3 separate regions of the Homo sapiens genome follow, and regions 2 and 3 are each linked to region 1. A link is a loop called in an ENCODE intact Hi-C map of the cell type or tissue named here. Cell type or tissue: mammary epithelial cell. All regions are shown on one strand. Each heading gives the region's core, and the rest is flanking DNA. Links, peaks and the distances in the headings are about the cores only.

Region 1 (6,095 bases), core at 775-5,774:
AAACCTTGTGGTCCAAAAAGGAAAGACTAAAGCAGGTGGAAAGATCAGCTCAGCTTTATCAGTACTGGAGAAAACTACCTATTGTCTATATCTGAAAGCTTTTCAACACAGTTGCAGTGAGACCACCTACAATATAGGCAATGCTACTGATTGGCACATTTACATAATTAAAAATAAAAGGATAATAAAATGTATGTTCTTTGCTTGGTATGTTTTGCTGTAAAAGAACTTTTTAAAAGGTCATTAAAGTCAATACAATCCAGTGGCGGCAAGAAGATGTTTGCATAGACCATTTCATTCCAGGCAATATCACAGACTGCCACAAACGGAACCAGGCAATACCTAATGTGGCCTGTAAGAGGCCCAAGAGATAATTAAGAGAGAAGGAAAAGAAGACAGAGAATTAAAAAGTAAAAGGAAAGGAAAAAGGAAAAAACACCTAAAGTAAGAGTAGGAGGGGGTAAAAAAAGAGAGAAGAAAAGAGAAGCGTAAAAGAGAAAATAGAGACATACATGGTAGGCAGCCAGTTGCTTCAAGACAATTTACCTTATCCTGCCTTGTACAGTGTCTCTTTGCCTTTCTCAATTTTCAACCCCACTATAATTCAAATTTTTATAGTACAAGAAATACTATGTTCATTGTAGAAAATTAGAAAACACAGACAGAAAAAAATAAACATTAGCTATAATCTCACCATCTAGTTAAAATCTCTAATAACATGTTGGTCAATAATATTGTCATCTTATTTTCAGACATTTTCTTTTTATAAGAATCATACAGCTTTTAAGGCCGGGCACGGTGGCTCACGCCTGTAATCCCAGCACATTGGGAGGCCGAGGCAGGCGGATCACGAGGCCAGGAGATCAAGACCATCCTGGCTAAAATGGTGAAACCCTGTCTCTACTAAAAATACAAAATTAGCCGGGTGTGGTGGCGGGCGCCTGTAGTCCCAGCTACTTGGGAGGCTAAGGCAGGAGAATGGCGTGAACCCATTGGGAGGCGGAGCTTGCAGTGAGCTGAGATCAAGATTGAGTCACTGCACTCCAGCCTGGGCAACAGAGTGAGACTCCATCTCAAACAGCAACAACAACAACAGCAACATACAGCTTTTATTGCTTTGTACCATTTTTTCCCACATAAAGTATTATGACTATTTTTCTACCTCAATAAATACATGCTTCTAAAATATCATTTTAAATAATTGCTTCCTTTTAAATTTAATTCTATAAGAATTTAATTTATAGGATACATATAGCTCTTTATATGCTTTTGCTACATCAGTTTTACATTATTGTCATGTTTGTAAAATCTCAGAATAACTAATATAAATATTTTGTGGCATAGCATAAAAAAGTTATTTAATGTCTATTCCTATAAGAATTAGAACCAGAAACAAATGATGTATGTGATATAGGCCTGTCCTGGGCTGTGCCGAAGAGGAGTAAGAAGCCTAGTTGGAGAAAGAAGGTGAGTATTCTTATTCCTCACTGTATAACAGATGTATATGAAAGAAGCTATGTGTTCATCAAAAGAATCACATTGTAATTTGAGACATACAGAAGTACAGATGCACCTCAACTTATGATGGGGTTACTTCCCAATAAACACATCATAAATTGTAAATACTGTAAAGTCAAAAATGCATTTAATACACCTAACCTACCAAACATCATAGCTTAGCCTAGCCTAACTTAAACATGCTCAGAACACTTACATTAGCCTACAGTCAGGCAAAATCATCTAACACAAAGCCTAGTTTATAATAAAATGTTGAATATTTCATGTAATGTATGGAATACTGTTCTGAAAGTGAAAAAAAAATGGTCGTATGGGTGCTTAAAGTACAGTTTGTACCGAATGCTGTCACTATTGCTTTCGTACCATCGTAAAGACAAAAAACCTTAAGTTGGACCATCGTAAGTCAGGGGCCTTCTGTATTTAGAAGTATGTATATATTTATTGAACTAGAAAAATAGTTGTATTTTTGCCTTTTTGAAGAAAATGCAACATGTGAATTGGCAAAATAAGTATTTACCATCTATTTTAGTTTAAAATAATAGGGAAAACCGACAGAGACTTAATTGAGAAGTGATTAGCCACTTTATCGTTGGTTTCAGAAACTATACTGCACCAGTTCTTTAGAATGTTTCCAGATGTTTCAGACCTATAGTTATTTGTTGTTAGTAACTCACATTTACCTACTAGAGAGATGTTATGTGGAAATATGTCGATTGTACTTGAGGAAGGACATCTAACTCAACTTTCACAGGTGAATTCAGCGATTTCTTTAAATGATTTGTATTTTCCAAAGTGATTATCTCAGCTGGCACTTCGAAATATAATCTAAAGCCTTCTGTTAGCCACAAATCCACAGAAATCCATAAAACCTAGAGTGTTTCATGTTATTATTATCAAACATTTATTGAACTTTCTACTAATGATCTTCTAGTTATTATATAGAGCCAAACATTCATTTTGTTATTCCTATGTAGAGAGACTCACAATCTAAATTTGGTCTAAATAGAGTGGGAAATTCACAAAAATTATGTTCATGAGGTTAAATAGTCAAGCAATACAAGTTCCTGTTTCCCATTGTAATGATTTACAAATGACAGTGGTAACAATCTCAAACAGAGAATTCAAATCCTTCAGTTAGCAATTCTTGCAATTATTTTTTAGCTTTATGGGGTTAACTTTATTGGGGTTGATTAAATTCAAGCTGTGATCTTTCATAAAAACTCAATAGAGAGTCCAGATGGCCCAACAATACCTCCTTTTGTGAGAGGAAATAACTTGAAGATTTTGTCTAATTAAAGTATTTGTGCTGGTGGGATCTGAATGAATTGTTTTTCCTTTAAAAGGAGTCTGCATTACAAATAATCTTTACAAAATACGAATTATTTAAAAATAGTGTGCTGCTTTCAGTATTTCAGTTATGTCCTAGGACTAGAGTTTCATGAGCATGACATTTTAAAGCTAGACTCTGATACCATCTTTGGGATTTCAGTCTGAAAATACAGTTCTGGAATATCAACAGAACAAGGCTGTGTGGAACAAAATGCCAAGAAGGTCAATGCACTACTTTCCTCCTGTTCCAGTCCCATGCTCACAATTACCTTAACTCTTGTCAAAATATTTTCTACAGTAACAGCCAAGACATAATTAGCACCTTTTCTTCATGTTGAAAATATCATTGGTACCCATAAAACAAATTTGGGGAAAGCCCTTAAGCACCTTAATGCAGCAAATGGCTACTGTGGATTGATACACCATTATTTGCCTAGCTGAAGGATTAATATCCCATCTTATCCTGCCTTCTTCCTCCCCTCAAGTAGGCCTAATTGTATGAGATAGAGAGAAAAAGAGAAGTCTAGGCAGGAGATGGGGATAAGGTAAAGAGTGGAAATACAGTTGGAAATTAAGCAAATATCTTACAAGTGTTTTGGCTATTTAGCTATTTACATCATTATTCTCCATCCTCTTTGTGTATTTTGTCTGTAATCAAGGTGATATTCTGACATAGGTTGTTCTCCAAAAGCCTGTCTTGTATCAGACAGGCTAAAGTATTGGTCAATTCTGTCATGAGTGGTAAGGCCCTTTATTTGGCTTTTCATATGTTCCTGATTGAGACTACAGAAGCCAAAGTTGTTATGATCAAAGATTTCCAGCAGGGGGTGTAGCTGCCTCTATAGGGTAAGTTCTTTTGAAGCCACAACATATGAAACATTTGAATATTGCAGTATTACCACTAATGGTAGAAGCTGGAATTATGATAACTTTTTTTATGACTGTCATGTCTTTTGATCTCAAAAAGACCATGCATATTAATACTTTATTAGGATGTGATGAAGAACTAGAGATTTATGAAGAAAATTTAAATTAAAAACCGAAAATGCCTGACAAATCTTATTCTAATTTTTTCAAAGTAAACGAGGAACAAAGAGTCCAGTTATTTTAATTATCCAGTACAGCAGAAGAGAGGCTTAACTTTTTTATTCTAGATAAGAAGAGTAGTTGATTTGAGAGGGCTTGTTAATATTTATTCCATTTCCATTTCTGTCCGATATTTGTGCGCGCGCATGTGTGTGTGTGTAAATAAGTTACCTATTTTCTTAAAAATTATCCTTTTGAGTAGGGAGGGTGGGTGTTTTAAAGCTTTTTCTCTGAAGTCTTGGCTCCTGATCAATTTTTAAAGATGCCATCTTACATATTTTTCCTCCTGCTCTTTGATGCCTTTTATTTATGGATATATAGGCATTATTAGCCACAGAATTGTGGCCCCCATTTCAGATTTTTATTGATACAGAAAACTCTATTTTTTGAGAAGAGCAAATTACATACAATAACTTATTTGTACTGGTAAACACCTTTAGACTATTAGTATTAATAAGAAACGAAGTCCTAAATTTCCAGGCTCCCTAAATCAAGATAAAGAACTGAAAATAATGTCGACTATGAAAATCATTGTTTGGAAATCGTGATCTTTTTTTTTTTTTTAACGTCTTCTGGTGTCTTCATTATAAGAAAATAAATGAGATTTCAAGTCTTCCCTGCCTCCAGTATCATGTCCTATAACTGAACATTACACCTTTTTAACGTTTTCTTTAGAAGCCCTGATTTATTTGGCTTTGGTTTATGTTGATACATGTCCATGATTATTAAAATTTCTGATTATTTAGGACATAATTTTTAAGGTATCTTTAGGGTGTACACTCTATAGTACTTAACATCTTATTCAGGTTATGACTTTGAACTGCATCATTATAACACTAAAAAGCAACCTTGGCTAACTTCAGTACCTTACGTAACATAAGAAATAAAGAATAACTTGAACTTAAAATACTTTTTATATGTTTACTTCGGGTATTCTTAAGGGCTTTCAGTACAAAGATAAAAACATGCGTTGGAATGCATCAACATTCCAACTTACATAAGTGGTGTAGATACCTATGGCATTAGTACCACATTTTGATGGTTGGACCACCCACCAAATTCCCTTCTCTCCTTTTTTACTTCTTTTTCTTTCTGTTTGCTTTCCTTGCAAGTTTCCTTCCGCATCCTTCTTTCCCACCTACAATTTGTAACTGAAAGAAAGAAGTAGCTACAGACCTTACCTAACCTACTCTTAACCTACTTGGTAGGTAGGGTTCAGATGCAAGGGAGTGGCTCGAATAAAGCATTTTAGTTATGCCTTTTAGAAATTAGGGAGCAAGAGATATATAGAAAAATTAGAAATGTCTCTTCTACCTTTATTAAGTCTACCTTTGAGAAATATGAAGGGCAGGAAGACGGAAAAACGAACAGAACTTCTGCTGGAATATTGTGACAAATTTACTGACAAATATTTTCTAATAGATTTTTACCAACAGGCAGTTTTTGTTTTCTTTACTGACAGACCGTAAATGTACTTCTGGTTGGCAGCAGCTGCATCATTATAACACAAAAGCAACCTTGGCTAACTTCAGTACCTTATGTAACATAAGAAATAAAGAATAACTTGAATTTAAAATACTTTTTATATGTTTACTAACATTAAACTATTTTCAATGCAGGAAATAAATATTTCCCCAAAGAGGAATCCCCCCTCAATTACTTTCTTTCAGACTTAACAAATTGGAGTAGATGTGGTTTTGCTCATTCTTTTATCTGCTGGCAACTATTTTAAGTCTCCTGTGCAAGGCAGATTCCGATGACCTCGGGAAAGTCACAGGACCTCAGTTTCTTCAATGGTAAAAGCAAAGGCAGTGGTTTCTACCGTCCTTTCTCACTGCACCATTCAGCGTCAGTGCCCTCATGAGAAACACACCCAAAGCCCAGTGTGCTCTACCCCAAAACTTGTGAAATTTCTAGAGTCTCAAAAAAGTGAATATGTTTAAGGCAGTATAATAAAAGCCAGGTGGACGACAGTTCCTAAAGTTAGGCTGGTAGTGGCGTGAACAGGGGTCTTTTGGGCCACCCTGAGACCCGCCCCACGGGGCTTCTCGATCCACGTCTTGGCTTCTCGCTCCACTTTCACAGAACGTACTGAATCAGGGGCCTGCATCCCCGTGCCGTGCCGAGCCGACGGAGAAATGGACTCCTCTTCTCGCTCCTGT
Region 2 (6,095 bases), core at 313-5,312, 440 kb after region 1:
CAAGCAACACGGACAAAGTTTAATTGCAGGGTCCATTTTTTTGCTAGTTTCAGAAATAAATTTTCCTTAGGAATTTCCTTGTTGTCAGTGTTTTCTCTCTGATTATTGAGTTCAGCTCTTTTCAGGCCAGACCTCTGTACATCTAGCTTTCTCTGTCTTCCAGAGTCTGATTAGTGTCACAAAGATGCCATGCAATTCCAAAGAGGCAAGATCTTTCTTGTTTCAGTGTTTCAGGTCTTTCTTTAATTCATTCTGTTTACAGAAATCATCTACTGCTACCTTCTTGGTTTTTTTTTTTTTTTTTTGAGACGGAGTCTCACTCTGTGGTCCAGGCTGGCTGGAGTGCAGTGGTGGATCTCAGCTCACTGCAACCTCCACCTCCTGGGTTCAAGCAATTCTCCTGCCTCAGCCTCCAAAGTAGCTGGGACTACAGGTATGTGCCACCACGCCTGGCTAATTTTTGTATTTTTTAATAGAGATGGGGTTTCACCATGTTGGCCAGGCTCGTCTAGAACTCCTGACCTCAGGTGACCCACCCACCTCGGCCTCCCAAAGTGCTAGGATTACAGGTTGTATTAACTATTGATAACCCCTTTATATATTTAGTTCCCCATACCAGTTCTTTTTGTTCGGCCGTCTACTTTTGGCCACACATTTTTTCCTCTTTTCACTGAGCTAAACTGAGTGCTGAATTGCAGTAATAATCTCATTTTAAATGTCTCGTTCATCTTTCTCTTTCCTGTGTTTTAAAATTTTATCTTTAATAGTGTACCTTACTATTTGTAAGTCACCTGCCTTCTCCCCTCTGTTTTGGAAGCAGGTAAAGTATAAATCATAGAGAGATCATATAAGTTGTCCCATCCTTGTAAATCTCTCACATAGTCTTATGCATATTTTCTGTATCTCCAGCTCAGTTGTCCCTCATTTTGTTTCTTTAATTTTATTACTTACTTTACTTGTTAATTTACTTGTAGACATTTGGATTTTCACTAGACATTCACAAGATGGTTTCTGTCTGTAGTTAAATAGTGGTGGGATGGGCATAAGATTTAGGGTACTGTGGAGGGGTGCTTTTTAATCATGTTGATTAATGTTGAAAGAAATGACTTGAGGTTTGGTTGATATTTATATTTACTCAGAGCTAATTTTTTGATTCTGTTTTTCCTTTTGTTTGCCTTCTGAAACTCCACTCGTTGTTTGATATGAGTAGAATTCTGTGTGTATAATCAGAGAGAAGAAAGTTCTTTCTCACTAAGTTTATGGTCAATCTAAGTAAGCAATGAGTTTAAAAATTACTTTATAGACGAAATTAATCTGGAGGTTTAGAAAGTGCATTGAAATTGAATTTGTTTCTTAGCTGGCAACTGATTTCAAAACTGAAGCACTTTTGAGTGCTTTGAGGGATGTTAGCCAATGTTATAGGATTATTTGAATGAACCCTTCATCCTCCATTTTGGTGTGACATTGGGACATTAATAATGAATGATTACTGTACTTGGTGGTCAGATATGCTATTCTGATCCATGTTTATTTCCCAGAGGGGCCTCTGGAAAAGGGCAATGAGGGTGGATTTAAAACCACAGTATTGGAATTCGATAACTTTAGTCTTGCTTTGTATGTCTAGGGCTTGCTGAAGAGTAGTTATAATACGGACAGTCAGTCAAGCAAGGAGCAGGCAAAATACCAAAATAGATTTTCATAACTCAGACATAAGCTGGATTCTGTGTTTTAATTTAGGCTCTAATGCTCAGCAATAAATTTTCCAGAAAATGTTCTAGATTGAAAATCTATCAGTACAAATTATTTGGGTTAGTGAAAGTAAACATAAGTTTATATAAACTAATTAGCAAAAATTATATGTTGCAATAAACCCTAAGGAATTTTGAAGGACTGAAATTTTAGTCATGCAAAGTTTATCCCCAAGGGAGGACTAAGTTCTCAGATGTCTTTACTCCCCCAGTAATTACTCAAAGGCTTGAAAGTGGAAGATTCTGTATCTTAGGGTGTTGGGGTCACTCCAGGAGGTAAACAAGATCTTGCTTTGTCAAGTGATGGAAACTGTCCATAGAACTATCTCCTCCCTTGTGGGTTTATATGAAAATGTAGAAGAGGATTGGTAATCTATTCAGCTATACTCCAGGGCAAAGCAATCAATCAAATTAAAAAGGAGATGGAGTGAGTAAGGTTCACATTCCCACTCTTATTTCAGATTAATAAGTGTATTTTCCTTACCTATGTCTTTATTTCAATTCTGCTAAACTTAAGGAAAAAACAATCAGAGCAAACACAGTTAATAATCCTAGTAACCAGAATTAATGATATGTTATTTATCTGTATACCTGGCTAATGTTACCTGGCCACCTGACATAGAGCCCTAAAAGAATGAGGGTGACTGTGGAGTGAGAGATCCCTGCTTACACAAAAAGAATGCTGGGAATCTGAGGATCCTGCTGCTTTGGTATAATTCAGTTGCCTGCTTTGATATTATACTTTGTATCCTTCTTGTGCATAGTTTGACATGCATTCCCTGACTGTTGTTTTGCCATGGAACTGACTTAACCTCTTGGTTGTTTAACTTTTTATTTTTTTTCTTATTTCTCACAAAAGAAATACATCTCTAGTGGAGAAAAATTTTAAACATACAGATAAACAGTACAATAAAAATCATTTGTAATGCTGCCACCTAGAGAAAATACTATGAATAGCTTTGACATATTTTTTACTTTAGTATACATAGCTATACTTTTTTTCTATATAGAACTCTTTTATAACTTACTTCTTTTCTGGTAACAATATGCCTTGAACATCTTCTGATGCGATTAAATATATTTTACAATGTTTTTAGCATCTGTGCATTTTTTTTCATTATGTGGAATACCACATCATGTTAAACTCATCTCTCTTTTTATAATTTTTCACCATTATAAACAAGTATTTGACAGCATTTCAGTAGGTAAATTCATTATTGCCTTAGAAAAGAATCCTGTGAATAAAATTGTTGGGTCAATGGGAGGTAATGGAGCTTTCCAAAGGTTAATCGACAGCTTGCCTTCCCATCTACCCGATATGAAAGAATGATACTGGCTTCAGAATCTGGATTTGTTGTTATCTAATTTTCAGAACCTTAACCAAAGGACTTTGATCCTATGAGGCTTCATTTCCTGTTCTGGACTCTCAGATGTGAGACCTAAAAACTTGTGTCTATAATATTAGCTCTCAACAGACATACTGTAGTTGTTTAAATACAAATCAACAGTCAAGCCAGTTGCTGTGGATATTTATTTATGTGGGGGAGGAAGGCATAGAAACACATCCTTAGAAGCTGTGCCATGGTCTTACTGATCTAAATAGATAAAAAGTACATCTAAGAAAGAGCTGCCAAAGGTCATACAATGAGTCAGCAATGAAATCCCAAATAGAACTTTGATTTCCTTAACTTCTTTCTCCCAGTAGAAAAAGTACTAATGAATAGGTCAGGAGAAAGCATTTGTAAATTAACCTGTAAGATCCTTTATACCTTGAAACGCTCCAGAATTTCAATGGAGTTACTAGAAATTTACATCAGATAAAACAAATCTAAACTGCTAATGGATATTGATAGATTCTTTACAAGATAAAATCTTAAATGACTGTAATGAAGAAAAAGCAACAGGTGGTATAGGGAGTTGAAAATGAGACTCAAAGGAATCTGTGTATACCTCTTGCCTGGGAAAGGATAAGTAGGAGGGTGGAGGAGTAATGGCCTGAACCCAGCATAGCAACTAAGGAAAACACAACAAAAAGGGCCTCTCAGGACATTAATCCTGGAGTGAAGGTGGGGGTCTTAACTTTCATTCTGAATGAACCATAGACCTTTCCTCCTCAGCTTGGTGGTATGGATCTGCACTGTTATTTCAGGGCCTGTGGCAGGGTGACCTGCAGGAGTCCTAGAATGTATTAGTCTGTTCTCATGCTACTAAAAAAAGACATACCTGAGACTGGGTAATTTATAAAGGAAAGAGGTTTAATGGGCTCAGTTCCACATGGCTGGGAGGCCTCACAATCATGGCAGAAGGCAAAGGAGAAACAAAGGCAAGTCTTGCATGGCGGCAGGCAAGAGAGCTTGTGCAGGGGAACTTCCATTTATAAAACCATCAGATCTCATAAGACTTATTCACTACCAAGAGAACGGTGTGGGGGAAACTGCCCCCATGATTCAATGATCTCCACCCGGCCCCACCTTTGACACATGGGGATTATTACAATTCAAGGTGAATTTTGGTTGGGGACACAGCAAAACTATATCAGAGAGATACCTTTCAATGTACCTAGGACTGGAACTCAAGTCTTCTGATTCTCACTTAGTACTCGTTCTACTACTTGGAAGAAATAACAGTAATTTTACAAGGTTTTTCAGAGATATGTAAAAACTTCTGGGTAACTAAAGCTTGGGCTGTCTTATGGGTGGAGTACACAAAATAAAAGAGAAAGAAAACAAAAGAAAATCTTTGGGCTTGAGAGTACAGGTCACCCATCTAGCACTGTCTTTATAGATGAGGAAACTGAGGCTCAGCAATCTATGGGGATACAGATAACCAATACACACAGGGGCCAAGAATTCAGACTCTCTGATGCCTAGCGTGATGCAAAGTGATCTAGATACATTTTTTGCTTCATATATTCTTTTCATGATCATCTTGAAGCTTTCGTTTCATGGTTTGTGAATTCAATATCGGTAACATCAGTATGTATTAAGACTTCATTTACATGTGGTACTAAACTCTGTGAAGCAAAATAGACAAAGTGCTTGCCCTACAAGAATTTCCTAAGGCAAAGAGACATAGACAGAAATGACCTATACACCACTGAACAAACAAAGCAAATATATAAATTGCATAATTTTTGCCATGTGAGATGGTGAATGAAGAGATGCTTACAGTCTGTTGCTTGAAGAGAAGACCCATCTTCATAACCCTGTGACCTACAGTAGTTACATTGGAAAGAAAAACAAAAGAGTGCTTCACCTGGCATACCTAGCATTAGAGTTGAGTTTCTTTGGTATATCATTGATGACTATCTTCAGTGATTTTTGTCCTTTTTGCGTATTCTGTGATGATCTGCAAAGACTAGAAGGTTTGCTGAGGCAGAAAGCCTCTCAGGGTATGCCTTCTAAAACCAAAGGGCTTTTCCCTCTTTGGAGGAGAATTAATGATCACGTGTTTTTGTCATATTTTTATTGAGCCTTTTTTTCCTTCTGGATGGACCTTGAAGATGGTAAAGGAACTTATAAATTCCCAATTTTTAAAACTGTATAATATGAACTGTGGTGAACAGTGAGACTAGGATATAAGTTGTTTGCTCTCAAAGACCAGATAAAGACAAATCAGAGGTGAAACTCCTCTCTTCTGTGCTGAAAAAAGGCACCTTGATCAGGTTTCTTATAAATACCTGTCCTAGTCTTTCGCTTCAGTACCAGTACTAGTAGTAGTATTAAGATAGTATTGCTATTCTGAAACTATCGTATATGTAATGTGAAATAAAACGAAAAGTAAGTATGAGATCTTCTAATTCTATTACCACAAATTTTTGGGGTGGAAGAAAGGAAATACGGATATACTATAGAAGATATTAGGTAAAAACCCTGTATTCCTGAATTTGAATTGGATATATCAATTGTGAACTCATAGGTGTTTTATTTTTCAATACATGTTTTTCCTAGCTCTATTAATGAAAAAAGCCTAGACACAGTGACCAATTCAGTAGTAATGAACAGCCCTATTGCCTTGATGGTGGTCTGAAAAATCTTTTCCCATTAAAGGAAACCAAGCCTTCTTAGAAAAATATCTGATTTTACATCACATACAAGATGAGCAAAGAAGCTATCAAAGATTACTATTACAGAATAGTCAACTTGAAGCTAGATTGAAGGAGATCCCACTGGCCAAAGATGGGCAACTCTCAATAAGGTTAGAACTGCAGTGAATCAAAAGTGGATCATATATGTTTAAATCCATGAGTATGCAATGATATCAAGTAAGACGACCAGTTGGTTACCTTCTGAATATGACAGAATCAATTCATTTCCTCGAAAACTAGCTAAAGAAAATTAAAGAATC
Region 3 (6,095 bases), core at 680-5,679, 160 kb after region 1:
TCATAATTTTACACTTAAAAATCCTGGCCAGACGCAGTGGCTCACACCTGTAATCCCAGAACTTTGGGAGGCCAAGGCGGGCAGATCACGAGGTCAGGAGTTCAAGACCAGCCTGACCAACATGCTGAAACCTCGTCACTATTAAAAACAACAAAAAAAAAATTAGCCAGGCATGGTGGCACGTGCCTGTAATCCCAGCTACTCAGGAGGCTGAGGCAGGAGAATCGCTTGAACCCGGGAGGCGGAGGTTGCAGTGAGCAGAAATCAAGCCACTGCACTCCAGCCTGGGTGACAGGGAGACCCCGTCTCAAAAAAAAAAAAAAATTCTTATTCAGCCCTGACTGATACCAAACAAAATATACCTACTAAATGCAGAGTTTCTAGTTCCTGAGAATCCCTGGTGATTGATGCCAATTGTAGTGCTTTCAGCAACAGCTGAGAAAGCCAACAGAAACCTAGAGAGTTTTTAATGTAAGCTTAAACAGCCAGGTGAGGCTATGTTGGAAGGCTCTCTTGAAGTATACAGATTGCGAGGAGATATGTGGGCTCTGGATTGACAGGGAAGTTTTATTCTGGTAAAACTGTATATAGGCTCAAGCCAGTTTAGTCAAGGACAGGTCGTTTCCTAGTGTAACTTGAACTTAGGTTTGAGGAAGGGAGCTAAATTTCAGGAACTTGAACTTTTAAACTCAAGTTTAAGAAAAGCAATGAGATTGCATACTCTTTAGACATGGACCTACTCATTAAGTTTCTTTGCAGCTACTAAGATAGTGTTTTACCCTTGGTGGACACTCAATAAATAATAAACTGGATTGAGTTTTCTGAAGGTAAGAAGCAAGTTGGTGGAGAGTTCTGATTCTGGTATCTTTCAGTCGCTTTCCTCTCTACAATTCTGTGATTCTAGCAAGGCCAGGAGGCAGCAGGTTTGAGAATAGGAAAGAGATTCAGTGTGGCTGAAACATGGAATGTGAAGGAATTCTGATGAGAGATGAGGCTGGAGAGGTATATGAAAGCCAACTTATTATTATTATTATTTGAGATGGAGTCTTACTCTGTTGCCCAGGCTGGAGTGCAGTGGCACAATCGTGGCTCACTGCAACCTCTACCTCCTGAGTTCAAGCAATTCTACTGCTTCAGCTTCCTGAGTAGCTGGGACCACAGGCGTGCACCACCATGCCCAGCTAATTTTTTTTTTTTTTTTTTTGAGATGGAGTCTCACTTTGTTGCCCAGGCTGGAGTGCAGTGGTGTGATCTTGGCTCAGTGCAACCTCCGCCTCCCGGGTTCAAGCGATTCTCCTGCATCAGCCTCCTGAGTGGCTGGGATTACAGACATATGCCACCATGCCCGGCTAATTTTTTTGTATTTTTAATAGAGATGGGGTTTCACCATGTTGGTCAGGCTGATCTTGAACTCCTGACCTTGTGATCTGCCTGCCTTGGCCTCCCAAAGTGCTGGGATTACAGGCGTGAGCCACCGTGCCTGGCTGCTAATTTTTTTTAATTTTTAGTAGAGATGGGGTTTCACCATGATGGCCAGGCTGGTCTCGAACTCCTGACCTCAAGCCATCCGCCCACCTCGGCCTCCCAAAGTGTTGGGATTACAGGCATGAGCAACCACACCCAGCCTGAAAGCCAACTTGTACAGGTCTCTTCAGTTGGTGAAGGCATTTGGGCTTCACCCTAAAACAGAGCGGAGTAACAGAAGGGTTTTTAGCAAGGGGTGTGACATGCTAAGATATATATGTTATAAAGATTACTGGGCTTAATGTAAAGAATGGATTGGAAGACAGGTAAGGGCGCTGTTATTGCAATTTGGGGAAATGAGGATTTTGGCCTGAACTAGGCTAGTGAGTGGAGAAAAGTAGATGGATTCAAGAGAGGGAATTGGCAGGATGTGAGGAAGTTTGGGTGAGGAGGAGCAAAGGGTGAAGCATGATTCCCAGGTCTTTGATTTGGGCAGTGATGGAGTGTGGTGCCATCAATAAGACAGGGACCATAGAAAGAAATGGGTGAGGAAAGGTGGTAGAGAAAACAGTGGGTTCAGTTTTCTACAGTTGGAGTTTGAGGAGCTTGTGGGACATCCTAGAGATGTGTAGGTGGCAGTTGGATGAATGGACCTGAAGTTCTGAAGAGAGCTATCAATTGAAGTACAAATTTGGGAGTTTATGATGTAGATATGGGAATAGATATGGGAGTAGATGCATTTTTTCAAGGAAATACCAACATTTATTGTCTTGGCAGAAAGGGAGGTACAAAATAAACCTAACTGTGAGTAGCCAGAGAGCTAGAAGGCAAACACAGAGAGGCATACTTGGGGAATAGAGAATTTAAAGACAGAGGGAAAGGTCCACCTTCCTCACCTTTGGGTCATCCAGTCTCTAGGTTCCTAAATAATTCAGTGTGCTTTTGGTCAGTAAGTCCTAGAATAGGGGGGGGAAAAAGCATATCAAACCACTGCTGTGTGAATGCTATAGCCCTAGGTCATTGGTCTGTTTTATTTAAACATATCTAGGTTCTGCTCCCTCTGAGGATTTTACCTAATGTTAAAGAGAATGAGAAGAAATACTCTTTATACATTATAAAACTATGCTAATAGTAACCAGCAGGGAAATTGACCTATAAATACTCTGAGCACATTAAGGTAAGCACATTTTTTTAAAGTTACGTCTTTTGGCTATGGTCTAATGTGATGATTAGTGAAAATGGAATTGAAGAGTGACAGGAAATATTAATGGCAGGCAGCACACAGTCGTTTGGCCTTAGAAAGAACAACGGACTTTATCTGTTCCCAGAGGGAAAATTTGATGAGTAATGACCTTGATACACATTTTAAACACTCTGACAATGAAGTAATAGGTGCTGCTTTTGCTCTTTGACCAGCAGATTCTCCTTTGCTGCAGTTAGGTGTACTACTTAAAGCTTGTTTAGAGGGCCACCTAAGGGTACAGGCAGAAGCATCACAACATCTATATTTCTGTTATAGGCAGTGATGAGTACTATGAGCCTCTTATAAGAGGCTGCAAGGGGTTGCTGTACCATCAGGCCTACTTTCCTTGGAGAGGGAATAAAGCAAGTCCAAGGTGCTCAAGAAGGTACACTTTCCCAAAACATCCCACTCCCCACGTTGCTGATTAAGATCTAATGATTCACATTTAGATGCCCTTCCACCCCCATCCCCATCCTGACAACACAAAATTTGAGTCAAGCCTCAACCTTGCTAAGTAAACAGATTTGTACTTGTTACTCTTAGCAGCACTGGAGTCTAAAGACAGACTATGTGGGAAGGCAGATTCTTAGTTACCTCCTCCCCAAGCTGTTGCAGGAATTTCAGATCCCTGCTTGCCAAAGCACTTTTATGGGGTTAAGAATTTTTTTGTGTGTGTTGGGGATAGGGGAATGTACAGCCTTGAGTGACTCATGCCCTTCTCTGGGCCTCAGTTTTTCCCTGTTAGGAGGGAAAGGAGCTGTATTAGGGGATCCTTGAGTTTCCCTAAGCCTGGCCTGTATCCCCTCACCAACTGGATCCACGAGCCAGAGCCTGCTTTAGCCAGGCCCATTCTCTGGTTGGCTTGGCTGGCTTTAGAGGGCTGCAAATAGGCAAATCACTATTTGTCAGTCTGTAGAGAGGAAGCTTATTTGCAGTGGGAACACCGTAGGAGGAGATTTCTAAGTTGAAAATGCAGGTACTCCTCCTCTGGGGAATGGAAGAAAGACAAAGAGCCCATTAAGGGTTCTAGAAATCAGAATGGTTAGATTCTTCCTGGCCCTGTCAACGTTTGCCTATTACCCTGGCCTCATCGGTTGGCATTTGCTTGTGTGAAAAGGTTCCAGGTTTAGAGAAAGGGTGTCGGAGGCAGACAAACCTAGCTCTGTCACTTGGTTGTTGTGTGATCATGTATGAATTGCTGGAATTTCTGCACCTCATTTTCTTTTTTAAGGATGTTTCATAGGCCTGCAGGAGGACTAAATGAGATACATAATACATGTGAAACAGGAATGCAGAGCCTGGCATGGGAAGGGGTTACCTCCTTCCTCCTGCAGTCCTTCTCTTCACTTTCATCTTTGCTCACATGTTATTCTCCCTACTGGAAACTCACCTTCAGTGCTCTGTGAGGCCCTCCTGTCTGTGCCAGTGCTCAAGTCCTCCTGGTACCCTAGCATGCATTGCCTCACCTCACATTTTAGTAACAGCCTTCTTATATTCTTTCACTGGTTTTGCCCATCTAGATTACTGCTCTCTGAGGGAGGTATCCTGTCAAATACTGGTAATCTTTCTTCAATTCCTGGTAAGGTGTTAGGTACATAGTAGGGGCCTAAGCAATATTTGAATGAATGATTATAGAAAGAACCAGTTACAGAGAGCAAGAGGGGGCAGTATGGGCAGTGGGTAAGGCCTGTATGGATGCTAAAACCAGCCTGCCTGGGTTTGAATTCTGGTGCTGCCAGTTTTTAGCTTTGCAACTTTAAAAGAGTTGCTGAACTTTACCCCTCAGTTTTCTCATCTGTATAGTGGCAGTGGTAAAAATAGTACCTTTCTCCTAGGGTTATTGTGAAGATTGAGTAAGTTAGTATTTACAGTGTTTAGACCAGTGCCTGGCACTTAATGCTATATAAGAACCCACCATTATTATTTTAAAGATCAGACACGCTTGAGTTGAAAGCCTGCTCTACTACTTACTAATGATGTGACTGCAGGCAGAAATTATTCAACTTCTCTGTGCTTCAACTTCCTTCTCTGTAAAATAGGGATAACCTATCAACGTAAATAGTGATAAATAGAGATAAACTATCAACATAACATGTACTTGATAACTGGTGGCTATTAGAAGCCTGCTTCAGTCTCCTAGAAACAAGAGTTCAATCATGACTGCATGAAGAATCATTGCAGTAGCCCAGGCCCTGTTTAGGAAACTGAAAACCTGGAGCTTACCCTGACTGGGAAGGAGTGAGAAGACCTGAATTAGGAGTTGTGGATGTATTGAAGGAAGGGATAGGGAAGTTACTTTGTGCTGGTTGCTAAGCTGTATCACCAAAATCCTGACCAAATTAAGTCAGTAAAAATATATTTGGAAGGAGCTGGAGACTTTTGCCCATGTGAAATTCCAACACAGGCTCATACCTGCCACCTTTCTGCATATCTCTTATTGTATGAGGTGTTTCTCATGTTTTGTCCTTATGTAGCCAGCTGTGTTACTGTCATGGTGATGCTCCTGGTGTGTGAGAGTGGAAGTATGCCATCCCATCTTCTGCAGGCCAAGTCGGTCTGTTACTCTCATTCTCAGAGAAGGTGAGATTTGCCAGTGCAGAGCTTACATATCTGGAGGTGCCACTTGCCCTCTTCTTCTGAAGCTGCTTTGAGACTCAGAGAATCCTGATTCTAGGGTTCAGTCTATTGATTCTCACTTCTGAAATCTGATTTGATCTTAAGTGATGTTTTAGATTCTAGGGGGATCTAACTTCTGCCAGCAGTGAGGGGCTGACTTCTCTCCACTGTTGAGGACAGAGGCAATCTGAGGGTTATGGTCTCAGTAAGGAACCCCACTTAGTCCATGGGCTTTTCAGGGAGATGTAGGAAGGGAAGAGTAAGCAAAGGAGAGGCAGGCAAGCCTTGGTACTAATAGCTTCTTTCTCAGGCGCTTTGCTATCATCTGGATGTGTGCTTAGACTTTTCATGGTCCAAGCTTCTCATATCCCTTTCTTCTCTCTGTCCCTCTACTACTTCTTTGTTTGTCTGTCCCTCTGCTGCTGCTTTGTTTGAATTTAATGGTAAATTCTGCAATGCAATAAATTCTTGGGTAAGGTGATGTAATATATTTCTACCTCAAAATTATAGATTTGCTGCATGCTTGCTGTATAATCTCATGATAATCAAAATCTTGTGGCTTCATTGTCAGCAATGCCAACAATTGGTTTCAAATATCAAGATAACAGTAACCACTTCCTTGTTTCCATTACTTCAGAGTTCTTTATGATTATAGTTTTATCTTAACTATATTCAGTCAGGAGAATTGACCTTTGATTAACGTCATTTTGCAGAATAAAATTCAGATATGGGGAAGTGAAGAGAAGGCAGTTAATTATGTTCAGATGATGGG

What was found. A loop is a pair of places that touch in the nucleus more often than their neighbours do. Peaks named below come from ENCODE experiments on the same cell type or tissue, not always from the same donor. Only the 100,000 strongest peaks of a DNase experiment are listed, where the experiment ranks them.
Region 2: a loop joins it to region 1, with 16 times the contacts of the local background. A loop is called at or near these places in 11 of 110 quality-filtered maps.
Region 3: it touches region 1 in a loop (7-fold over the local background); 9 of 110 quality-filtered maps call a loop at or near these places.

The regions. Positions count from the first base shown.
Region 1 is chr14:32,070,106-32,076,200 of GRCh38, forward strand. It overlaps ARHGAP5-AS1 (ARHGAP5 antisense RNA 1 (head to head)), which reads right to left. Exons shown (of 1, transcript NR_027263.1): 1 at 5,314-6,095. Among named protein-coding and RNA genes, the nearest start is that of ARHGAP5-AS1, 3.5 kb to the right of the region's middle. In mammary epithelial cell, for the core only: a CTCF peak has its summit at 3,665 (motif pointing right); a DNase peak (open chromatin) is centred at 3,666; H3K4me3 peaks cover 1,233 bases; H3K27ac peaks cover 1,675 bases.
Region 2 is chr14:32,511,086-32,517,180 of GRCh38, forward strand. All of the region lies in intron 2 of AKAP6 (A-kinase anchoring protein 6), which reads left to right. Among named protein-coding and RNA genes, the nearest start is that of AKAP6, 180 kb to the left of the region's middle. In mammary epithelial cell, for the core only: a CTCF peak has its summit at 2,679 (motif pointing left); no DNase peak of the experiment used is centred there; H3K27ac peaks cover 330 bases.
Region 3 is chr14:32,227,545-32,233,639 of GRCh38, forward strand. No RefSeq gene overlaps it. Among named protein-coding and RNA genes, the nearest start is that of RNU6-8, 27 kb to the left of the region's middle. In mammary epithelial cell, for the core only: a CTCF peak has its summit at 2,922; DNase peaks (open chromatin) are centred at 2,787 and 3,327; H3K27ac peaks cover 2,010 bases.